Linked DNA regions of Homo sapiens: region 2 is linked to region 1. Evidence: chromatin loops called from intact Hi-C (ENCODE). Cell type or tissue: endothelial cell of umbilical vein. All regions are shown on one strand. Links, peaks and the distances in the headings refer to the core of each region. The heading gives the core; the rest is flanking DNA. Region 1 overlaps TARBP1 (tRNA guanosine 2 -O-methyltransferase TARBP1). Region 2 overlaps SLC35F3 (solute carrier family 35 member F3).

Evidence for each region. Peaks named below come from ENCODE experiments on the same cell type or tissue, not always from the same donor. Only the 100,000 strongest peaks of a DNase experiment are listed, where the experiment ranks them.
Region 2: a loop joins it to region 1, with 10 times the contacts of the local background. A loop is called at or near these places in 9 of 110 quality-filtered maps.

The regions. Positions count from the first base shown.
Region 1 is chr1:234,463,513-234,474,404 of GRCh38, reverse strand. It overlaps TARBP1 (tRNA guanosine 2 -O-methyltransferase TARBP1), which reads left to right. Exons shown (of 30, transcript NM_005646.4): 2 at 1,594-1,691; 3 at 3,148-3,217; 4 at 6,755-6,903; 5 at 8,697-8,749; 6 at 10,471-10,568. Among named protein-coding and RNA genes, the nearest start is that of TARBP1, 10 kb to the left of the region's middle. In endothelial cell of umbilical vein, for the core only: no CTCF peak of the experiment used is centred there; a DNase peak (open chromatin) is centred at 1,144.
Region 2 is chr1:234,318,422-234,333,124 of GRCh38, reverse strand. SLC35F3 (solute carrier family 35 member F3) reads right to left here. Exons shown (of 8, transcript NM_173508.4): 6 at 14,182-14,374; 7 at 12,938-13,027; 8 at 8,614-10,117. The coding sequence ends at 9,882. Among named protein-coding and RNA genes, the nearest start is that of MIR4671, 19 kb to the right of the region's middle. RefSeq lists an enhancer at 6,374-6,543. In endothelial cell of umbilical vein, for the core only: a CTCF peak has its summit at 9,934 (motif pointing left); no DNase peak of the experiment used is centred there; H3K27me3 peaks cover 547 bases.

The sequences.
Region 1 (10,892 bases), core at 1-2,500:
CTGTTTTCTGTTCTTTTTTTAGATATTGAACTTCCTGGACTTTCTTGAAAGCATCTTTTCTCTCCTAAGGATTTTCTATGATTTTGGATTGAGTTTTTTTTTTTAAATGTCCCCTTTGTGTGTGTGTGTGTGTGTGTGTGTGTGTGTGTGTGTGTGTGTTTTAGAGACAAATCCTCGCTCTTGCCCAGGCTAGGGTGCAGTGGCGTGATTATAGCTCACTATAACTTCAAAATACTGGGCTCAAGTGATCCTCTCATCTCAGCCTCCAGAGAAGCTGGGACGATAGGTGTGCACCACCATGCCCTGATAATTTTTTAAATTTCCTTGTAGAGACAGGGTCTTGCTATGTTGTACCAGGCTGGTCTCAAGCTCCTGGCCTCAAGCAATCCTCCTGCCTCAGCCTCCCAAAGTGTTGGGATTACAGGCATGAGCCACCAAGCCTGGTCAGAATGTCCCCTTTTTAATAATATCCTGTTCTTATAATACTACTATCTTCTTAAGATATTGCTGAAAACTCTTTTAAAAGTTTTCTTCTACCTGTGTAATTTTGTTTTCTCCAATTTCCTCCTCCCACTCCATTTGTTTTGGTCTTGATCTTTAGTGTAGAGGTTTCCCCAACTGTCTGATGATTCTTAGATCCCTATTTATGTTTAAGGATAAGAAATCAAAATTGGGTTTAAAGCTCTAAGCCCATGAGTGGTGCTGTTGACTGAACTTCACCATAAGGTGATTTGGCCAAGCCATTTCATTAAGGAATCTCTGATATATTTTCAGATCTTTCCTCCTGGGCTGGCCAGATTCTGCAGAGAACATCTTCCAGTTGTCTGATGCATAGTGAGGGCCTGGCCAGCATTCTAGGACCTGAGGGGGCAGGTAGAGAGGAGTCGCAGCACCCAGGGTGCACACATGTTCGCTGAATCCCCTTTGTCAGTAGGACTAATGTCTGCTGTGTCCTGTGCCTCCCAATTCAGAGACGCACTATTTTACCTTCTCCAGAAAAGCAGTTCTAGTCTTTTCCTGTTCAGGACATAGGAAAGTGGCCTGGGGATGTGACTGTTTCTTAAACACTGAACACATCCTCTTTGGTTTAGCCTCACTTTTCACTCCACTTACCAGAGTAACTTTTGCAGCCACTTCCTTTGGTTCCGGGGGATTTTGCAGCATAAATCAAATTGTTTCCTGGCTTTCCCTTTGTCAACTTAAAATTCTCATGACTTGAGTCAACTTGGTTTTCATCTGATTTTCAGATTCTGTATTTTATTGCTGTTGTCTGCCCCCAGTGTTCTCCATTCTTTTGGGGTTTTGCCCTTGAAAAATCCTTTACTGTTATAGTGAGATTCTTAGGGAGAGAAAGTAGAGTTTATATGTGCAAATCTGCCATTTTTACCCAGAACTCCAAAACAGTAATCTTAGTGCAAAAAAAAATCTCCCTCTGAGATTCCCAAGCCCCCTATCCAGGCTCTGATACAGGGGCACCTCCATTATTAGAGAATCCATTTGGTAATAGTGGCATTATTTTAAGAACTGCTGTCATTGAGAAACTTATGAAATTTGCAAAAGGAAGAACTAATTTTCTTTTTTAAACCATATCAGGCCCAAGTCTGTTTTGGTGGTCTGAGAGGAAAAAAGATGAGCTTCTAAAGTTTTGGGAAAATTATATTTTAATTATGGAGACTTTAGAAGGAAATCAGGTAAGTGTTTTTCTATTTTAGCAAATCCTACAGTAGATAACAATTTTTCTTTTTTAAAAACATTCATTAAAAGCGATACAAAGAGACTAACTCAGATATAGCTGGTGATGATAGAATCCAAGTATACTTTGTTGTCTGGCATAAATGCAACTTAGAGTGTAAGTTGTTTCAGGAAGTTAAAGAATACTTTCAGTTGACAAATTATTCAAAAATTTGATCTTCCCTTGCCATTCTAAAACTTTAACGTTTATCAGTATCAGTATCACCCAAATGGCTTATTATAAAGTATAAATTGCCATGCCCTGTCCTCAGACTTTCTGGTTCAGTAGGTCGGGGTGGGGCCTGGGACTTTTGAGTTTTTTTTTTTTTTTTTTTTTTTTTTTTGGAGACAGAGTCTTGCTCTCTCGCCCAGGCTGGGGTTCAGTGGCACGATCTCAGCTCACTGCAACATCCGCCTCCTGGGTTCAAGTGATTCTCCTGCCTCAGCCTCCCAAGTAGCTGGGACTACAGCCACGACACTGGCTAATTTTTGTATTTTTAGTAGAGATGGGGTTCCACCATGTTGGCCAGGCTGGTCTTGCACTCCTGACCTCAAGTAATCCACCCGCCTTGGCCTCCCAAAGTGCTGGGATTACAGGCGTGAGCCACCGCACCCGTCCAGGACTTTTGAGTTTTTTACAAGTTCCCAGGTGATATGTATGCTGCTGTTCTGGGAACTACACTTTGAGAACCATGGTTTCCATTCTGCAAGTTGGGGACCACAGAGGTGCCAGCCATCTGTGGAGTCATTGTGAGGTGTCAATCCAAATGTGCACCAAACCTTGTTTGTGGACTTAAATAATTACTTATATGTGCTAAATATATATAGATGCAAGGATGAGGAGTAAAGAAAAAGCATTTCTAAATTCAAATTAACTTTTATGGTTTTCTTTAATCAGTAGATCCATAAAACCCCCATTATTTATTTAGAAACCCAAATTTATCCATATTTTGAAGGATATGTAAATTAATCTCAAGCAAACGTGTCAGCAACTTTGGCTATGTGGTATTAAGAACATGGAACTCCGAACTGGCCGTTCTAAGCGTGTGCAGCCATGAACAACTTGAGTGACTAGAGAAAACATTTCAGTGTCTTTTTTCTCTTTGTAATATCTTAGTATTGGCAGTCCTACCTGCCTGCCAGGACAGTTGAGGATTCTATGACATGATTTATGATAATCACTGTATAAATGGTAGACTTTAATGTAGCTGTAATGTGGTTATATTCATTAGCTTTGCCATACTCAGTCTTACATACCTGAATCATACTATTGTTTGAAAAACTGGATAAATCAGGCTCTTTCTACATATGTTTTGTAGAAACAGAAGAGCTACTGTGAAATAAAGAGATGAAAATTGCCTGACATTTTTCAAGATGCATTTTCATTTCATATGATTTTTTTGCTCTTATTTTTAGATACATGTTATAAAGCCAGTTTTACCAAAGCTAAACAATCTGTTTGAATATGCGGTGTCAGAGGAAAATGGTAACGATTACTTTTATTTTATTTTTTAATAACATTTATGGTTTTCCCCTGATTTTGTAACTAATTCCTGTTCATTGTAGAGAATTTTGAAAAACTATAAAAGTGTACAGAAGAAAATATAATCATCTTGTAATGCTGCCACCAAGAGATAACAGTTGTTACCATTCCAGATACACACCTTCTGGATCATGTTGTTCATGTTTATCTCACTTAGCATAATAACTATATGCATCTACTCATATCCTTAAATCGTCTTTAAGAGCACAATTTTGGGCCAGGCGTGGTGGCTTATGCCTGTAATCCCAGCACTTTGGGAGGCAGAGGTGGGCGGATCACCTGAGGTCAGGAGTTCAAGACCAGCCTGGCCAACATAGTGAAACTCCGTCTCTACTAAAAATACAAAAATTAGCCAGGCATGGTGGTGTGTGCCTGTAGTCCCAGCTACTCGAGAGGCTGAGGCAAGAGAATCACTCGAATCCAGGAGGCGGAGGTTGCAGTGAGCCAAGATCACACTGCTGCACTCCAGGCTGGTGACAGAGCAAGACTCCGTCTCAAAAAAAAAAAAAAGAACACAATTTAAAATAGCCACAGAATTTTCTACAATTAAGAGATAAGGTTAATTTTTTAAACCGTTGATGATGGAGAATTTCAAACATTTATAGAATGAGAAGAGTGTGTGTGACGCACCTACCACCCTCTTTAATAACGATCGTCTCACGGCCAGCCTTGCTTAGTGTATCCTATGTAGCCTTCCCTGTTCCCTTCTTGCTAAATGGTTTTGAAGCACATCCCTAGATATCCTATCATTTTATCTGTGAATATTTCAGCACATTTCTTTAAAAGATAAGGACTCGTCGATAGGGTTTCAATGATGACATAGTCTGTGGTTTTAATAATTGCTCTTTTTTTTTGTTTTTGAGATGTGGAGTCTTGCAATCTGTTGCCCAGGCTGGAGTGCAGTGGGATGATCTCGGCTCACTGCAACCTCTGCTTCCCGGGTTCAGGCAATTTTTTTGCCTCGGCCTCCCAAGCAGCTGAGATTACAGGCATGCGCCACCACACCTGGCTAATTTTTGTATTTTTAGTAGAGACGGGGTTTTGCCACGTTGGCCAGGCTGGTCTCAAACTCCTAACCTCAGGTGATCCACCTGCCTCAGCCTCCCAAAGTGCTGGGATTACAGGTGTGAGCCACCGTGCCTGGCCAATAATCACTCTTTGGTATGAATATATCTTTTTAACTGGTTTCCATTCTTATTCTCTTAGTATATCTTTTCCAGTGTTTCTTAAGTTTTCAGTTATTGTTCTGTATCTTGTACTTCTTAGGAAGAGAAAATTCCGGGATATAATTTCAAATGTGTTTATAAGCCCTTGATCACTATATTATGAGAGCTTTTTAGGAGATACACAATGAAGCTGGAGCTTCCTAAATGTATTTTATAAAATTAAGTTTAATGAAATAGCTAAATGCAGCCCAATAGTGTTTTGGCCTGTGTTCATATGAATGATAAAATGCCACATTATTGTGTTTACACATGAGAATTAACCTAGGTAAATGGTTTTTAGTGCCTACTCTAGATAATTACAGTTTAATAGTTTGACCCCTTAGGAATTGAGCTTTATTCAGCTGATTGCTGTAGTTGTTTTCTGATACACTGGGATTTTTCACAGACCATAAGCATCTGTAGTTGCACCTGGGGCTAGAATTTAATTGAATCTTGTTGTGACTTCACTTATTCATTTACCATTAAAATGATGCTCTTATTACCACATTTTGCCCACAGCTCTTGAGAAACCAAATCAAATAGCAGTGACTGATTTTGAAAAATTACCATTGCCAAAGAGTTGAACAAGCATCTTGGTGTAAATTACAAATAATGGATTAATTTATTTATAGAATGTCATGAGTTAAAAATGCTGAGTATTTTTCTCTAATAGAAGTAAAAGATATTTCAAAAGAGTTAGAAAAATATCTCTAAGATATTTATTTATTCCATGGTTTTGATTTGCTCACTCATTTATATATTTACTGAATAAATATTTACTTAGTGTCCAGTACATGCTATTAGGTTGGTGCGAAAGTCGTTGCGGTTTTTGCCTTTTTTTTTTTTTTAAAAAAAAAAAAAAAAAGGCAAAAACCGCAACGACTTTCGCACCAACCTAGTAATTATTGGGGGTAAAATGGTGAGAGAGATGTGGTATTTTTCACCTGACTTTTGTGTTTTCCATGAAAAAATAGTTTTGATTGTAAGATATATGAGGGGAACAGACAAGGGGCTGATGAAATGGACTCAAGGGTGAGTGGGGTAGTCAGGGAAGGCCTGTCTTATGATGACATCTAAGCTAAGAGTCCAGGCTGAGAAGGCACCACCTGGGACACAAGCCCTGAGATGGGAGCAGCTGTAGGAGGCAGAACAGAAGGACCAGCAGGGCTGCAGCAGAGTTGGTGTGTGGAGTGGGGGATGAGGTTGGAGTGGCAGTCAAGGTCAGTTCATGCCTTGTTTGGACTTTATTCTAAGAACAATGAGGAGATGTTGAAGGATTTTAAGCAGAGGCGTGACAATTTCATATTTCTGTGTGAAAAATGGATTGAAGTGGGATAAGAGAAGAATTGGTTGAAACTATTCCAAATCTGAAGTTCCAACCTGCATGCATGGGGTAATATTTAATTTTTGTACACTGTAGCAGTTACAGCATTCGTTTACAGTCTTTCTTATTTTTTCAAGACAGAGTCTCACTCTGTTGCCCAAGCTGGAGTGCAGTGGCGGGGCCTGGGCTCACTCTAACCTCCGCCTCCCAAGTTCAAGGGTTCAAGCGATTCTCGTGTCTCAGTCCCTCCCCCACCAGTAGCTGGGATTACAGGCATACACCACCATGCCTGGCTGATTTCTGTGTTTTTTAGTAGAGATGGAGTTTTGCCATGTTGGCCAGGCTGGTCTCAAACTCCTGGCCTCATGTGATCCATCTGCCTCGGCCTCCCAAAGTGCTTGGATTACAGGCATGAGCCACCATGCCTGGCCCATTTACAGTCTTTCAAAATTAAGCTGCCTGAATACGGAATACTGAATACCAAAATTTTTTTGGTTGACATACTCAGATGTGACTAAAAACAGTCTGGGTGCGGTGGCTCATACCTGTAATCCCAGTGCTTTGGCAGGCCGAGGATGGAGGATCACTTGAACTCAGGAGTTTGAGACCAACCTAGGCAACATTCTGAGACCATGTTTCTAAAAAATATTTTAAAAATTGTCTAGGCGTGGTTTGCATACCTGTAGTCCTGCTAGGAAACTACTCAGGAAGCTGAGGCAGGAGGATCGCTTGAGCCCTGGAGTTTGAGGCTGCAGTGAGCTAGAATTTTGCAATTGCACTGCAGTCTGGGTGACACAGTGAGAACCTGTCTCTCAAAAAACAGTAACAAAAACTTCTTGTAGTGTTATAATGAAGTTATTGTGTGTGTTTGTACATTATTTATGAGTATGTAGTCTTGATGGTGAAATGAAGACAGAATCAGATGTCAACATTTGATGTTTGTTTCCACAGGATGTTGGCTCTTTCACCCATCCTGGCATATGTGTATTTATAAAAGAATGTTTGAAAGTGAAAACAAAATCCTGTCCAAAGAAGGTGTTATCCATTTTTTGGAGCTGTATGAAACAAAGATTCTTCCATTTTCACCAGAATTTTCTGAGGTAATGACACCCTGTCCCCTTCCTTGCTCCCATTGTTGAAAGGCGAGAGGTAAAAATACACTAGGATTCTGTATCAGCAAGTAACATTTTGGAGATTTGCATCCAACAAATCATATTTCTCTAAACCCAGCTTTCCTATTTGGAAAAAGCTTATGTTGTTTCTCAACAAGCCCAACGGTAGAACTGCCTGTATTATTACCATTGTGAAAAAGTAGTTGTATATTATCGATATTCAGAACAGCGTTAAGTCAAGAATCGTAAGCATAAGTCAAGTTTTCACTATATGAAAACTGGTATAGAAGCTATCAGGTGATGCTGTTGTCACCGTTCTGAGCCACTGATGACTGTTATTTGTTTAGTGATGCTACTGCCTCAATTCTGACTCAATGAATTGCTGTTGTCTACTATATGAAATAGGGATTGCCTTCTAAGCAATATTTATTAGAATCTGTACTTCCATTTGTCAGGAACTACGTGAGGCAGAGACAGTGGGAGTTATAGCTGTGATTTTAAGTTTTATATTATGGTGTCATGTGAGTCCCATGATGACTTCCTTAGGTAGAGTAATCTACCTCTCATTTAGAGGTGACCTAAGTCAATTTTTTTCTTCTTTTTCTTTCAATAGCTGTTTTTTTTTCGAGATGGTGTCTCATGCCTGTCACCCAGGCTGGAGTGCAGTGGCATGATCTCGGCTCAGTGCAACCTCCGCTTCCCAGGTTCAAGTGATCCCCCTGCCTCAGCCTCCTGAGTAGCTGGGATTACAGGTGGGTGCCACCACACCTGGCTAATTTTTGTATTTTTAGTGGAGATGGGGTTCCACCATCTTGGCTGGGCTGGTCTCGAACTCCTGGCCTCAAGTGATCCACCTGCCTTGGCCTCCCAAAGTGCTGGGATTACAGGTGTGAACCACTGTGCCTGGCTTCTTCTTCTTCTTTTTTAAAAGAATGATTGAATATATTTCTCAGATAGTGATATAATTTTTTTGTTTTTGAGACAGAGTCTCACTCTGTTGCCGAGGCTGGAGTGCAGTATCGTGATCTCAGCTCACTGCAACCTCTGCCTCCCAGATTTAAGGGATTCTTATGCCTCAGCCTCCCAAGTAGCTGGGACTACAGGTGCACGCCACCATGCCTGGCTCAGTTTTGTAATTTTAGTAGAGACAGGGTTTTGCCATGTTGGCCAGGCTGGTCTCAAAATCCTGGCCTCAAGGGATCTGCCCACCTCAGCCTCCCAAAGTGCTGGGATTATAGGTGGGAGCCACTGCACCAGCCTAAGTCAGTTTTTTCTAATTATTTTAATATATGCTGTGGTATATTGATATGCATCATGTTTCTACATTCTATTATTTCTGCACTTCATGTAAGCTTGCTTTTCTGACCAGTATCTAATAGTAATTTTTGAGTATAATTTTTTTCCTCTTTATCCTCTAGGCATAGGGGCTTAAATTTTCTCTTGAGTATCTTTTTGGTTTTCCTGTCATTACCTTTATTTTCTAGCATATGTTTCTTCTTTGGCTTCCTTCCTTCTTTCTTGACCCAACACATGAACTCTCTTTTTAGTATGGCATAAATTTTAATCAGGTGGGAAAATTCTGTACTTACTTTGTTTTTCTGGTAGAATTAAGCTTCCCCTCCAGGACCAGCACTAAATTTAGCCTGCAGCGTAAGAGATCAGCTTTGCTTATAGCAGGTCTTCTGTAAGCCTGTGTAGGATGTTCAATCAGGGAAACTGACTTCAAAATTGTATTTACAACTAAGTTTCAATTACGTGTCTTTTTTTTTTTTTTTTTTTAGTTTATTATTGGACCATTAATGGATGCGCTTTCAGAGAGCTCTCTGTATAGCAGGTAAAGAGACATTATGTTATGAAGTATTTGATACATACATTTCATGTTAAGAGACATGACCAGATTGTTTCATGCATTTGGCACATACAGTATGTTGCTGAATAGACAGTTGAGTTTTTCTTATCATGTGGTCCTTTTTCTATCTGTTATTCTTCTTGCATTCTGATTTGCATCAAGTGTTTCTCCTTTGTTTTTTCTTGTTTCCTTTTTCTGCCTTGAGCTGCTCTATTCTTGGGCTGTTGGAAACTATGTCTTCTACAGCACACTTTCTTCTCCCTACTGCTGCTTCCTGCTCTCTTGGAAGTTGTAATGATTTTGACTAACCAACACTTTAAACTTATTTTCCTTTTTCTTTTAACTTAGTTTTACACTTACAGAAAAGTCTTGAGAATAATCCAAAGAATTCTCATTTCCCTTTCACCCATATTCCCTGAATGTTAAGGTTTTACTGCATTTGCTTGATCGTTGCCTCTCCCTGTGTGCGCATCTTTCTTAGCTTTGTCTACTGACCAGACTTACTCATTTATATCTGTTTGAGTGCCTGTCTGTCCGCCATCCATCCATCCATCCATCCATCCATCCATCCGTTCATCCATCCATCCATATTAAGAACCGTGAATTCACACCAGGACGTCCAGTTTTAGTTCAGTACTGCAAGGTTCATTCTAACCTTTTCCTTTCCGTATCTGACAGTGGCTGCTGTTATTCATCCTGTCTCTACTTATAGGCCACAGTTAAAGTTTTGAAAAGGTTGACAGTGAGAAGTTTGTCAGGATTGTACCTTAGCCTCATTTTTTTGAGCATCATTTATGACTCTTGAATTCTGTCTTCAAAAATTTCCCTTGCTCTTGAAATTGTGTTATCTTTCTAATATTAACTAAATTTATAGTTGTGTCTTGCTGTTCAGTATGCCCTCTAAACAGAACTACCTCCCCCCACCAGCCAATTTCTTGAAACATTTTTAATTAGTCTCTGCCACGTTATATTAATATTTAGTCCTGTTTAATAATATTGAAAGAGCATAGCAACACTTGATTTGCCAATTATTTTTAGTTTTCAAATAACTCATTACTACTGAATAGTTTTCTGAAGCAATTAGACAGCTGGAGAGCAGTAAAACCAATGAAAAGATCTTGGTGTTTTCTAAGAGTTGACAAACACATTTATTATGAAATGCCTTCAGTTTTCTAGCACTCTAATGTGTTCAATTAGCAGATAATGTTCCTGGAAGAAGCATATAGCAGAAAAAATGTGACTTTAGTAGATGTTAACAATTAAATACTCTTGCAAAAGTAATTTATTACTAATATATGTCTTTGCTATGAATGTTACTTCTTTTGTTTTAGACCTAAAAATTTAAAGTCATTGGATTACATGTTGGGAACAATAAAATATAATTTAAAATTATCATTTCAGCCTCTTATTTTTTATGATACTGTTTAGCAAGATTCATATATGTGGAAGGGAAAGTCACAAAAAGGAAATCCTTAGTAAAGTAGGTTATTAACTCATGTCCATTTTCCTACAAGTTCCTGATGTTTCTGTAATCAGAAAAATTCTCAGAATTTTACTGAAAAATGAAATGCAGGTTCAGAAAAATAAAACTGTCTGATTGTTTTATTGTTGAAAGACTTTTGGGCCATGGTCCATTTAGGCTAGTTTTAGTGTAATCACTTGTAAATAAATGTTAAATATTTGTTTTCCCCACTCTCTGTTTGTAGGTCCCCAGGCCAGCCAATAGGAAGCTGTTCTCCATTGGGACTGAAATTACAGAAGTTTTTAGTCACTTATATTTCTCTTCTTCCAGAAGAAATAAAGAGTATGTGTCAGTAAAGGGTTTTTTTAAAAATGCTTTAGCTTACAGTTTCTTTTTTTTTTAGCAAATTGGTTATAAGCACCATCAACTATTATAATAAATATTTTCAAAATGGTTTCCTTTTCCAGGATATGCATATTTTCTCAGAATTATACAGTATCTTTTTTGAGTACACACTTTAGTCATTGTGTATGACATACTACCAGTATTGGCATGAGTAGCATGGAGGTAATTTTAGAAGGTGTGCTGCAGTTTAGCCATCGTTTCTAATTGTCTACTATTCAGTTTCAAGAATTGGTAAAATATATTTGAGAAATACGGAACTTG
Region 2 (14,703 bases), core at 8,885-11,384, 150 kb after region 1:
ACACTTTCATGAATCTTAGTATTTTGGGGCAAAATACTAGGATCATTCTGGATGTGATAGGTAACCTGAATCATGATTTGACAGGATCCTGGGAGGATTCTATGATGGTTGATCATGGGCCATGGCTGATACCTAAGCAGCTCACTTTTCACTGTCAGGGAGAGTTGACAGGACTACAACTCTGTTACAAATTATGTTTAATTATTTTGAAAGTTTAAAAAAGTCAATAAACATTTATATTTTACTGTTTGTATGGGATTCTGCTGTGTGCCTAGGGAAATAGAATAAGAAGCACAAAGCAAGATTTTCTTTTCCTTTCAAGGATATTTACATCTAGAAGGGGAGGTAAGTCTTCACTCTAGTGTAAGGCAGAAGAGACAGAGAAATTGTGGCAGTGGGGAGTGTCACCAAGTAGGAATATTAATTCTTGTGGGGAGAATGAGGAAGTTTCATTAAGGAGGAAACATGTATAGTAGATATTTCAGGACATGTAGGGTTTGGTTAGGCAGAAAGAGAGGGAAGGGGAGGAAGGATCCCATGTGGAATAAACCATGTTACCAGGACAAGAGAGGATAGGATATATTAGAGAAATAGTGAACAGTCCTATGTGGTTGGAGGGCAGGAGACAGTGGTAGTTGCAGTGACACATGAGTTGGAAAGGTCACCAACTGCCAAATTATGGAGGGCCTTGAGTCCAGGGTAGGGAATGAAGGTTTATTTAATAAAGTACAGGAAGCTACTCAAGATCTTTGCATAAGAAAGTGAAGCAATCCCAGCTCAACAGGGTGTAGAGAATGATCAGGAGACTGACTATGCCCTAGGTGGTGTGTCCTGGGGTATAAAGTAGGGTGGTGGTAGAGGAGAGGCTTCTAGAGATGCTTTGCAGTTATAATGAAACTGCCTTGGAGTGTATGGCACAGTGATTGCTAGTGTAGGAGTAAGGAAGAAGTTAAAGACCAGTATTAAGATTTTATGCTTGGGAAAATAAGATAATCATGATGCCAATTCACATCAATAGGTTAAGAAGGAGGAATAGGTTTTTGAGTGAGATAATTGTGTGTTTAGTTTTGGACATGTTAAGATGGAGGGGTTGCTAGGATACATTGGGAGGAATGTCTGGAAGATAGTGAAAAACTCAGATTTGAAGTTTGGCAGAGAAGATTTGAAAGTGATTTTCAAAGAGGTAAAAATTAAAGACACAAAACTGCATGAAAATGAGGGTGAATGTGGCCTTGGATGGAAAGGGATGGACACCCCCATGTGATGGGAGTAGACAAAGGAGAGACTGGGAGAGGGGGAAACAGGGAGAGTGGGAGAGATATTGTAGAATGAGAACCAGAGAAATACAGCCACAACCCTGGCTGACACGCTCTTGCTCAAGCTTGGCAGCCCTGCCGTGATGATGATGCTGGTGATGATGATGTAAATGCTATCACTGATTGAGCAACTACTTATGTCTAGAGATTGTGCTAAGCTTCTATATGTATGACTTTGTTTTACTTTGACAACCTTGTATGGCAGAGTTGATTATTAGCCTCATATTACAGGTGAGAAAACTGAGACTCAGAGATGTCAAGTGACTTGACCAAGGAGATAAAACTATAAATGGTAGAGCTGGGCTTTGAATCCAGTTCTATCTGCTTGCAAATTTCATTTTATTAACCATTGCACTGTTCTGTCATACCACTGCACCTGAATCTGGAGAGATTTCTATTTTTAAGAATTTGAAAACAAAGATTATCAACTAAGGAAAAGAGACTAACTTCTAGAAACACATAGATGATAAAGTGGGCATCAGTGTGTGCTGAATTCATCCAGGTGTGAGATCAAATGATATATTTTTGGTGTGAAAATTCATTCTAAATGAAAAGACTATGCACTGTTCTCTTTCTCTTTCTTTCTCAGAGTTTCACTCTGTTGCCAGGCTAGAGTGCAGTGGCACAATCTTAGCTCACTGCAGCCTCAATCTCCTGGACCTTCCTTGGCCTCCCAAAGTGTTGGGATTACAGGCATGAGCCATGTGCCTGGCCAAACCTCCATTTCTGATTGTTCAGGGAGTGAGGGTGGCTGCGTACATTATTTGTCGACCTAGGATTTAGAAATATGGACAAGTGTGCATGACCCACAGTGAACGCTTCAGAGGATGAGAGGTGAGTCATTGAGTCCATGGGGAGCTGACGGGACTTTGTCTGGCTGTGTGAAAGCACTTTCTCTCAGCTAAAAAGGAAATTAAATGCTATCAGAAAATTGAGATAAAATTTAGATAAAAGTAACCCATAGAACCTGTGATGTAATAATGGCCTTGGGACAGTCAAATCTGGGGGGGCAGTTAAATGTCCAAATGTACTTTGGACTTTAAGGTGGTGCTAGTGGTAAGATTTGAATTTTTTAAATTAAGCTTTGGAGAAAAACACCATGGTCAACCTAAGAGGTAACTCTTGGCGGGGCGCCGTGGCTCACGCCTGTAATCCCAGCACTTTGGGAGGCCGAGGCGGGCGGATCATGAGGTCAGGAGATCAAGACCATCCTGGCTAACACGGTGAAACCCTGTCTCTACTAAAAATACAAAAAATTAGCCGGGTGTTGTGGCGGGCACCTGTAGTCCCACCTACTCTGGAGGCTGAGGGAGGAGAATGGCGTGAACCCAGGAGGCAGAGCTTGCAGTGAGCCGAGATTGTGCCACTGCACTCCAGCCTGGGCGACAGAGCGAGTCTCCGTCTCAGAAAAAAAAAAAAAAAAAAAAAAGAGGAAGAGGTAACTCTTGCAATAGGGGAATGAAGAAAGTCGCCAGATTGCACCTTGATGATTATATGTCTGTTTCTAAATGATATCATTTAAAAGAGGTAGTGATTATTGTATGGTGATTAGTTTACAGGGATCATTTATTTAAACAAATAGCAATAGTCTAATTGGTGGGAAAGAGATACTAATCAAAAACAACACAGTAAATGTGGCAAACGCACACACATACGCACACATGGTATCTTTGAGGAAATTCAACATACGGGACAGGACCATACAGCAAGCTACCGACACTGCACACATAATTGCAAAATCCTAAAAAGGTGCTAGACTCTCAGCCTCCCCACAAGGAAGACATGCCGGAAATTCAATTTTTCACCATGTGAATGAAAGCAGATAACAGAGGGAAAGCAGGAGCACTGGGGGAATAGCTATATCTAGTTGGTGTGACAGGGTTTACAGTTCCCATCAATGAAGATGCCAAAAGAGAGTGGTCTGAGGACAAAATAAAATTAGTTTAAAAAGTTATACTCTAATCCTTGATAAACAGGTATAAATTAAAAAAAGAGCACCACTGTGATGCACGGATAGGTTTTCTTTTATTTATTTATTTATTGAGACGGGGTTTCACCATGCTGCCCAGGCTGGTCTTGAACTCGAGCTCAAGTGATCCACCCACCTCTGCCTCCCAAATTGTTGGGATTACAGGCATGAGCCACTGCATCCAGCTGGGTTTCTTTTTTTATTTTACTTTGTTTTATTTTTTTTGAGACAGGGTCTCACTCTGTCACCCAGACTGGAGTGCAGTGGCATGATCTTGGCTCACTGCAACCTCTGCCTCCCGAGTTCAAACGATTCTCCTGTCTCAGCCTCCCGAGTAGCTGGGATTACAGGCACCCACCACCATACCTGGCTAATTTTTGTATTTTTAGTAAAGACGGAGTTTCACCATGTTGGCCGGGCTGGTCTCGAACTCCTAGCCTCAAATGATCCACCTGCCTCGGCCTCCCAAAGTTCTGGGATTATAGGTGTGAGCCACTGCGCCCGACCGGGTTTCTTTTTTTAACCCCCATATGGTCCCACTCTTGCTGTGTGGAGACTGGCCTGGAAGTTTAAACAAACCCTCAGGGTTCAAACACTTCCCAGTCTGAGCAGCAGTGATGTGAGCCACCTCCTCGTCTTGCTTCTCTGGCTCGCCACTGCAAAGCTGCACGTTGAAGATGGGAGAGGTGCAGGGAGGAGGAGTGTGGGTCCCTGAGTCATGTCTCAGCCAGTGTTCTCTGGTGCGGCCTTCCATCCCCATTCCCACTTCCGTGGGCGGGTAGGAAGAGGGTCTTAGAAACAGCGGTTCCAGTGGCTGTCTCTCCCTAGCCTCTGAGATCCCCCTATGACATGCATACCACAAATTCTGAACAAATTAAAAGGCTTAGGTGGCCAAATGCTCTTCTATTCCCAATAAGAAATAAACTCCGGGGATTTCTGGAATTTCCTTCTGGAGGTTTGTAATTTCCTCTAATGTTTTTCTTCTGGCAAGAGCCTCTCCTTAGTGTCTTTTCTGTGGGGATAGAAGAGCAGGTGTAGAGCTAAGCAGGTGTGTACACTTAGCTTCCCACGGGCATTCCCTGCCCTTACCTCTCTCCCAGAGAGCGTGCCTGAGAGCCCCCTCAAGGCCTTCTCAGAGGGATCGCCCCCCTGTCATATCCTCACAGGCTACTGCTACCCCTCCTGCAGTTACAATGACAACTACTAGATTGTGTGTTTATAGGTATTTCTCAATATTCTACAGGAAGCATGTACCTTTTTCAGTAAGAGACAGAAAAAAAGGCTTGAGCTAAAACTTTTAACACATTAAGTTGTCTTTACATTAAATCTCATTTCCTATAATTCTAGTAACTCCAAAGTTTTTGATAATTTGGAGGAAATTTACCAGCTGGTTTACCACTATTTTAACTTAAGAAAAAGATGTTCTCAAGAATTTGGCAATGCTGAGTGCACAAAAATATATGGAAGAGACAATATTATTTTTTAAAAAATTATTTTAAAATATTTTAAGAGCACTGAGGAGCTTTTAAGCTCTCCTTATGTATATATCATTGATGCATTTCTTATAAGCTATTCTTACCCATTCTTTAAAGCAGTTTGACCTAGGAGTCCTGCTAGGCCATAATAAGCCCAGTTTCAAGAAGTGTACCAGAAAGTTAAAACACACAAACAAACCTCAAATAAACAAATGCTCAGCTTTTCTTTGAACATCCCAGTTCTCTCACATATATTGTTCAGAGTTCTTGGACTCAATCGACAGAAATGGTGTCCTGCTGTCTTCGACAAAAGAGAATTGATTGGAAGGCCTGTTGGGACTTTGTGAGTCCAAAGGATCTGTTTGCAAAAGGGCCGGAACCATGGACCTTTATGGTGGGAAGAGGCCAGAGGCCCCGCAGGGCCCTCAGGAGCTGGCCAGTCAGCACCACCTTCTCGGCTGTTCTTTGGGGTCTGGCATCTTGCTTCAGAGCCAAGTCCAGTTCACACCCTCCTCGCCTCTCCTGTGCTGTGGGAGGATCCGAAATGGAGATTCTGTTCCCTTCAGCTTCCACAGCAAGAGCAAGGTGCTATTTCAAAGAGGGATCAGGCGCTGGGCAGTCAAGAACACAAACAACCCAACAAATGTCCTCTGTGCTTATGAGATTTCCATAAAGAAATTTTAAATCATTTTGTGGAGGTTGGGCTCGATGGCTCACACCTGTGATCCCAGAGCTTTGGGAGGCCAAGGAGGAAGATCACTTGAGTGCAGGAGTTTGAGACCAGCCTGGGCGACATAGCAAGACCTTGTCTCTAAAAAAATAAAAAAATTAGCCAGGTGTGGTGGCGCATGCCTATGGTTCCAGCTACTTGGGAGGCTGAGGGAGGCAGATTGCCTGAGCCCAGGAGGTTGAGGCTGCAGCAAGCCGAGATAGTGCCACTGCACTCCAGCCTGGGCGACAGTGAGACCCTATCTCTTAAAAAAAAAAAAATCAGCTTGTGGGGCAACCATTTATTAATTAAACTGCTTTATTGAGATATAATTCACACATCATAAAATTCACTCATCTAATTATGCAGTGTATTGAGTTTTAGTATATTCACAGAATGGTGCAACCACCACCACATTCTAATTTTAGGACAAACCATTTGTTTTCAAAATTGAAGATAAAGAATTCCATGTTATGCAACCTTGGCTAGATTTAGAAACACATCTGTTCTATGGGGTAGTAAGTCTCTGGCCATGAATTCCTCCTGCCTAACTCTATCCTTGAAGGCTCAAGAGGAGCAGGAGCTCAGGGTCTGTACGGCAGGTGTGGGTTCTTAGGGACGGCTCTGACTTGGTGTGGCAAGGCGGCCAGCAGGTCACTTCATGCCCTCTAGCTCCAAACGATCACATTCTGAAAGAAAGGAGAGAGCAGAGATTTCCCAGAGCTTTTTGCCTCTTTCATCAGCAGCAGACGGAAGTCCTGGTCTCCTCTCTTGTACCCTCCGTCTTGGCTTCACTTTTCCTCTTTAAAGGAGCCCAGAGAAACATTCTTTAATTGCTACCCAGACCCGCCTCTAGAGGGCAGACAATTCCCCAGCTGAGCGGGGACACAGACTGCATCTCAGAGCCGCCCCGCTGTTCCATCCGCAGGAACTCTTTTCTAGGATTTTCTGCTTTTGGGTCCCTCCTAGGTTTGCCGCAGCGCATCCCCGTGCTGGCCACCTTCTGGCGCGGTGGGGAGTGGAGGTGTTGTGGTTGTGGCTGTTTTCTTTCTGGAAAGAAATCTCTCAACCTACCCCTCCCGCAACCCCAACTCAGGTTTAGAATGTATCGAAAGGACCGCAAGAGAGTTCTAACCATTTTATTTCATACACGTTACCCTTCATAGTCCCTTTAAAAATTTCGATAAAATGCGCGTGCCATAAAATTTACCATTTAAACTATTTTTAAGCGTACAGTTCTGTGGCATTAAGTACGTTCACATTGTTCAACAATCGCTACCAGGTTTTTTTCATCTTTGCAAACTGAAACTATATGCCCACTAAACAATAACTCTCCATTTCCCCTCTCCCCAGCCACTGGCAACCAGCATTCTACTTCTGTCTCTATGAGTTTGACTACTCCAGGAACCTCATATAAGTGGAATCAGACAGCATTTGTCCTTTTGTGACTGGCTTATGTCACCCAGCAGTGTCTTCAAGATTCAACATATTGTAGCATGTGTCAGAATTCTTTCCCCCTTCCCCCTCCATCCTCCATCCTCCATCCTCCATCCTCCTCCTGCTCCTTCCTCTTCCTCTTCTTCTTCTTCTTCTTTCTTCTTCCTCTTCCTCTTCCTCTTCCTCTTCTTCTTCTTCTTCTTCTTCTTCTTCTTCTTCTTCTTCTTCTTCTTCTTCTTCTTCCTCTTCTTCTTCTTTCTTCTTCCTCTTTTCCTCTTTTTTTTGAGACAGGGTCTTGCCTTGTTGCCCAGGCTGGAGTGCACTCGTGTGATCATAGCTCATTGCAGACTAGAACGCTTGGGCTCAAAGGATCCTCTTGCCTCCCGAATAACCAGGGGTACAGGCATGCACCACCATGCGTAGCTAATTTTTGAATTTTTATTTTTGTAAAGAGAGGGACTCACTATGTTGCTCATGCTTGTCTGGAACTCTTGGCTTCAAGGGACCCTCCTGCCTCCACCTCCCAAAGTGCTGGGATTATGGGTGTGAGCCACTACACCTGGCTCAGATTTTCTTTCTTTTTAAAGTGGAATAATATTCCACTGTATGGCCATGCCACATTTTTTTCATCCATTCTTCTGTCAATGGGCACTTGGGCCGCTTCCACTTTTGGTTGTGAATAGTGTTGCCACGAATGTGGGTGTGCACATATCCCTTTGAGTCCATGTTCTCAACTCTTTTGGGTTTTCATGGTCATTTTTGCCCAATGGGAGAATAAGATGAATCTACCCTAAGGCAGGGCTTCCCCACTTTTTCGTGTCCTGGCTTACAAAGGAAATATCTGTTTGTCTCCCTGGGATTTGGAGCCTCAACAGGGTAGTGGAGGTAACTAGCCCAGCATCCTGCTGCCCCAGCTGCCCCCTCCCAGACATGCCTGGACACATGGGGTAGGGGAGCTCTCTGCTCTGGATAACGAGATTCTCCAGGTTTAGAGCCCATGTGTCAAGTGGTACGTGTGGTGCATGGAGTGTAGACGCTCTAGGTGTGGGTGATGGGATGAGGTGTACTAAAAAGGCTCTTGTTTCCCCTTGGCTCACACCCCTTCCTAGAGTACTTGGCCCTCTGTAGCCCTAGAATGAGACCCACTGGCTCTCATAGCCCCTGGCATAGCAGCTGCTTGGAACAGCTGCATAATGTTACTGAAGTGGAGCAATCAAATTATTGAAAATGCCAGCATTAAGTTAGGATGCCCAAGGCAGGCAGGCGGCTGTGGGGGCTGAGCTGGAAGACTGGGTAGATTTATGGACTGGGGCTGCCGCTCTAGGTGGCACTTAGAGACCAGTGTAAACTGAGCTGCGGATCCCGTTCAGAAGAAAAAGTGAGAAGGAAGCCACAGGCAGGGCTGAGCGGAGGGCAGGTGCCTTGAGGGAGAGGGAGAGGAACAGGGGAAAAGTGGAGGAGGGAGAGGCTGCCCCAGGACTTAGAGCTTCTGTGAGGCTTTGGGGATGCTTCTGCATTTCACTTTTGCAAAAGTCAATTCTATCGATATTACAGTCTCCTTCCCTTGAGACAGATGGGCTGGCTTACCCACCCTGAAGGTTCTTGGGGGCAAGTGCAATTGAGGAAAAGCCAGAATGTGGTGAGGACTGCTTCAGGACTGGTGCAGTGGGAAAGTAACAGAATGGCCATGGAGACAGCACTGAACGCTTCTTTTTCAAATATTTTATTAATCTGTTTGGCCAAACAGGTAATGGAAACTGAGAATAATAATTTGCTAAAAAGTTCAGGTCATGAATGCCCCTTTCCCCCAGGAAACAGAAGACTCCATGGTTACAGAATGCACCATTGGGTTATGACAACGTTTCAAAATAATGTTTCCATTTCATATGTAACAATGTAAACTTCAAAAATAGTAAACTCTAACCCCTGACCCTCTTTACAGATCTATCACAGATAGAATTTTCTGGCAGACCTAAATTGTGTAAGTAAACAGCCTGGTGCTTAAAAGTTTCATAAAAAGGTTTACAGATTTCAGTAAATAATTTTTCAGTCTTGGTCAGGAAGTAAAAGCAGCCAGCAATTCCCCTCCTGCACAATGTACCTTATATGGGTATTGTACACCGCGGGCCACGCTCTGTATACACTGGCCATCAGCTCTGTCATTTTTTTGTACACAGACATACACATATATAGAGAGTTTTATTTGTTTCTAAAGATTTTTACATCTAAATTATAAGACGGCGCCAGTGACGTATCACGTCACCTCGCTTCACATAGGTAAAGACGAAAATTCTGTAGAAGGCACTGTGATTTCTCTTGCATGATCTTACACAGACACGTGAGAGCAGGCCAGCCGGGGCTTGGACTTATCTTGTCCTTCCTGGTACCTGGCACAGACCTGTCCTCTGACAGTTTTTGATGTTCATCATCCATTTCTGCCTTGCCTCTTCACATCCCAGACATCCTTCCCTCCCTCCTTCCATCCCTCCATCCATCCATCCAAATAAATTGACAGTTATCTTTTGGTTCATTGAAATTCCTTAAAATTAAGAGTACAGCTCTGGTATAAAACAAAATATGACCTACCATAGCTGAAAAATAATCACAGTGTGCAATGTCATGTTCAGTTGCTAAGATTCAAAACACTTGCTAAGATTCAAAACACTTGCCCTGATGGCTGGCTTGTCAAGAACGTCAGCCATCCAAAACGATCTACGCAGGGAACTTTTAAACCCACTTTACATTCGTTGGAAAAGCACTGAGAGGTTCTTCTTTTCTCTTTTGTATTGAATTGGTACCCTTAAGTGGAAGGTCTGATGTGGAAAAGTGCAAGCAAATTGGACATGCCAATAAATACCATAGAACTTACCGCAGATGACCAAAACTGTACAGGTATGTACACCTTACCCAACTGAGGTTCCTCCCGGCAGGAATAGACCTCCCAGTCATTACCACCGAGTTCTAGAGGAGTGGTGTTAGCGGGCGAAGGAAGGGCGGGCTCTTCTGTTCTTGCTCTGAGGTCCTGAGCTCAGGTCGGCAGCGCCCTCTGCAGGCTCCTCCTTCTTCCTCACTTTGAGTCGGGTGAGCAGCTTGATCAACCAGACATCCCACTCCTCTGGCAGGAGCAGGAGGAGAAAACCCAGGCCGATGATGATGATGGCGATGACCCGGACCCCATTGAAGACGATCTGACTGGTGTAGTGATCAATCACTGTGGGAGACAGAGCATGGAGGTTTCTCAGCTGCAGGGTTGGGGGCATGTCCCTGGAGAGTGGGCAGGGCCTGGGGGCACCCTCCTCTGTCTGGCAGTGTTGTGGTCTTCCCTGGACCACAGGATTCTCCTCAGTATGATTTTGTTCCAGGTGGGCTGGGGTTACCTCTAGTAAACAACCCTTAACTTTATCAAACCTCTCTGGTATGAAGCCTTGCACTTGTATGTCACCTCCCAAAACTGACTTGGTAGTTCAAACATTGATTTATGTGATTAAAACAAGTGAATGAAGGGCAGTTGAGGAGATGAGAGATAGATAGTACACACACACACACACACACACACACACACACACACGCATTTGACCCTTGAACAACATGGGTTTGAACTGTACGGATCCACTTACATGTGGATTTTCTTCCACCTCTGCCACACCAAGACAGCAAGACCAACCCCTCCTCTTCCTTCTCCTCCTCAGCCTACTCAATGTGAAGATGACAGTGAAGATGAAGACCTTTATGTGGCCCACTTCCACTTAACAAGTAGCAAATATATTTTCTCTTTCTTACGATTTTCTTAATAACATTTTCTTTTCTTTAACTTTATTGTAAGAGTACAATACATAACACAAATAACACATACAACATATGTGAATCAACTGTTTTTCATCAGTAAGGCTTCTGGTCAACAGTACCCCATTAGTAGTTAAGTTTTTGGGGAACTGAAAGTTGTATGTGGATTTTCAACTATTCAGGGGTTTGTGCCCCCATTCTCTACATTGTTCAAGGGTCAACTGTATTTTTTTTTTTTTTTTGAGACAGGGTCTCACTCTGTCACACAAGCTGGAGTGCAGTGGTGCCATCAGGGCTCACTGCAACCTCCACCTCCCGGGCTCAAGCGATTCTCCCATCCAGCCTCCTGAGTAGCTGGCACTATAGGTGCCACCACGCCTGGCTAATTTTTGTTATTATTATTATTATTATTATTTTTGTAGAGATGGGGTTTTGTCATGTTGCTCAGGCTGGTCTAGAACTCCTGGGCTCAAGCGATCCTCCCACCTTGGCCTCCCAAAGTGCTGGGATTACAGGCGTGAGCTCCCGTGCCTGGCCTGTATTTTAATTTTTAATATTGGTAAAACACCCTGTTAATTCACTAGATAAGGAGAGCCAACCAGCCAGTCCCTTGAGCAGATGTCGGGGAGAACCCAAAAGCCAGGCAATGGCTCTGCCTTGACAAGTGAGATACGCGGCAGGGTCCCCGGCTTCTCTCTTCCAATCAAGAGTGGCCTGGGATTCCTTTTCTGGACTCATCATTAAACCTTTTATGTTGCAGGTAAGTAATGAAAAATGATTTTAATGAATCTCTCAAACACCTGGCCATATTATACGCTGAAAGGAAGTTTCTATAGAAGACAACTGGAGCACGCCTTCTGGAGACAGGAACACGGTATGACCACAAACTAAAGATGCAAAGAATGTAGGGGGAGGACGGTGACAAGTGATTTTTCAGAAGCCTGCAGCATCTGGACCATTTTTCTTTTTTACCAGCTGTCCAGGAGCTCAGGTGCTTTCTGCATTTTGAAATGCTGTCTCATCGGTTATTTCATCTGGTTGTCACATCAACCGAAGTAGCAAGGGTAGGTATGACTTTTCATTTGCAGGGGAGGCAAGCTAAGGCTCAGAGAGCAGATATGTTGGGACCACAGATCTCCAGGTGGGTTGTGGTGGTGCTGGGCCTGAGCCCTGTCTCCTGACACCTCCCCCAGGCCTGGTACACTGCCGCCGCTGTGAGGCAGTCCTTCTGGGGGAGTCTGGGCCATGGTGGGGCAGAGAGGTCGAGCGCCTTTGGAATGGGAGCGGTGGGAAACCAAGTCATGAGGAAAGGCTTGGGAAATTGGGGTGCCTGCAGGCATAGTCACCACCACATTGAACAGGATAAGGGTTTGCCATTCCTTTGGGGTGGGGGGGGGGCAATCTTTTAATGGCCTGGAAGTGGCAGGATTTGGGAGATGGCTTTGGAGGAAGCTGTGCCAGGGACAAAGGAGTGAGTGTTCTGGGGAGGACAGATTCACAGCCCTTTTCTGGCTGAGAGAAGGATGCCTAGGGAGGTCAGGTATGAGGCCAGGAGGTTCTGGGAAGAAAATCCAAAATTCCTATCCGTGCGAGCCAGGAAAAGGAAGGCAGTGAGGGGCAGGTGAAGACAAGCTTCTGAAAGAGCTGTCAACTGTGTGCCTTGGCAACGAGTCCCCAGGGGAAAACAAAGGGCAGTCCCGAGTTCCTGGGCAAAGGGCGTTCTCTCCCTGTCTTCCCGGAGGTCAGGGAAAATGCCGTTCACGCTTCTTCAGCTTGTCAGCATGTTTCTACCTCATGCCTTGAGCAAATTTTCTCCCCCAGAAAGTTACCTGCAAAAGTGACATTTTTTTTCTGCTACATCATTTCCTACATTTGTTAATAATGCTGATGAGATTCATTCTGCTCCCCATACCAGTTAGAATCAAGATGCCTTTAGACTTTCTGTGTCTTGAAGTGGTATGTGAAAATCAGCCCATTATGGAGAAAATATTGCATATATAACTAATAGCAACATTTCACCTAAATGCTTTTTTTTTGGCAGACAGTTAAACACGCATTCTATAGCAGGCAGAGCAATAATATATGTGAGTATGTATGTGAGAGTATGTGTGTGTGTGTGTATGCATGAGTGTGTGTATGTGAGTGTATGTGTGAGTGTGTATGTATGCATGAGTGTGTGTATGTGTGTGTGAGTAGGTGACTGAGTGTGTGTGCTTATGTGCAGATATAGAAAGCCGCATAGGTTTACCTGCATTCACAGGTATGCTGAGGACGATTCCAAGAGACATCAGAGTGGGATATGTAACGGCAATTCCAAAATTTAATACAATATTGAATGCTGAAATAAAGAATGTAAACAACGAGTGTTATTCATGACTGCTGTGTACTTTACCTCCCTGCTGGCCTATCTGACCCAGGTTTTCCTGATGAGGCTGGAGTCATAGGAGTTACAATGACCCTCTGCTCTGATTCAGTGAACTCAGAGTTCCTCTGGGGGCTCCAGGACTTGGGACCAGGAGCAGACACTCTGAGTACTCAGCCCCTCTGTTCCCTGAGTTTTGAAGAAGGGAAATAAGTTTGGAAATGGTAACCACTGAGAAGGTGACTGGGACCATCTTACCAATTTTGCTTTTCTCTGCTGCTGGCAATGCTTCTGGGATAACTGCATGAACAGGAGCTCTGGGAATTGTTTTTTGTTTTTTTGTTTTGTTTTGTTTTGTTTTGTTTTGAGGCACAGTCTTGCACTATCACCCAGGCTGGAGTGTGGTGCACAGTGGTGCAATCATAGCTCACTGCAGCCTCAATCCCTCTGCTCAAGTGATCCTCCCACTTCAGCCTCCTGAGTAGCTGGGACTGCAGGTGCACACCACTGCACCTGGCTAATTTTTAAATGTTTATGGAGATGAGGTCTCATCATGTTTCCCAGGCTGGTCTCGAACTCCTGGGCTCAAGCGATCCTCCCATCTTGGCCTCCCAAAGTGCTGGGATTACAGGCATGAGCCACTGTACCTGGCTGGGATATGTGTTTTTAGATGGAAACTGGGTAAGTCATGTCCTTGGTTGCATTCCTGCCTAGCTCTAGACTTATATCAAGTAATGGAGACAATGATGATGATATTAATAATAATGATAATCTATAGTATTTATTGAATATTGACACTTATCAGGCAATGTTCTAAGACCTCTGCAGGTATTAATTTATCAGCTCCTTGCTGTACTGTGCTTAGTAGGTAACATGCAACACCCTGGGGTATTAGTTCATTATTCAGAGCAGCAGTGACCACTGCGACTACTGCACTGATTCTGGCTCTGGAATTCAAATCCAATGTCATCATTTCAAAGACTACTTTGTGAAACAGAAAGATCTTAAAAACCAGTGAGAACTAAAGAATAGCAAAGAGCACTGTTTTCTGCCTTCAGGGAACATGTTTCCTGAGGGTCCTCTGTGGGTGGTTGCTTTCTGGGAATTCTGGACAGGTGATTAGCACTTACTCAATAAAAGAACTGAAAATCCACAAAGGTTTCCCCATGGAATGTCATCAAAAGAGCTCCAGTATTCCACTTTGGTAAAGTAGAGGATAATAGGAATGCAGGTGATGAAGAGGATGTTAAACACACCCAAGATGGACAAAAATAAGGCGGCTTCTCCAAACTTAGCACTGCCCAGGAGGAGCTTGAACAAAACCTGTAGGAGAAAGCAGAGGAGGACGGGGTGAAGGCTCACCTCAGACCCCAATATGATGTAAGCAAAGCAGAGTTCACTCCACAACGCTGGGTTTGCACTGCAGGATGGAAACCAGATTCCAGGTGAATTCCATGGGGTTTGGCCTGTGTTCATTTGCTCACATATTCAAATCCCAGGAACATGGCAGTGGAGGGTTGCTCTTTAGCTATACAGAAAGCTTCTTTGGAAGTCATGGGTTTTCATACTAGGTTTGATTTGTCTGTGTTGTGTTCCTGACACTACATCACTAAAAAACATCTGCCATGATTACGCATCCTCTCAGAGACCCC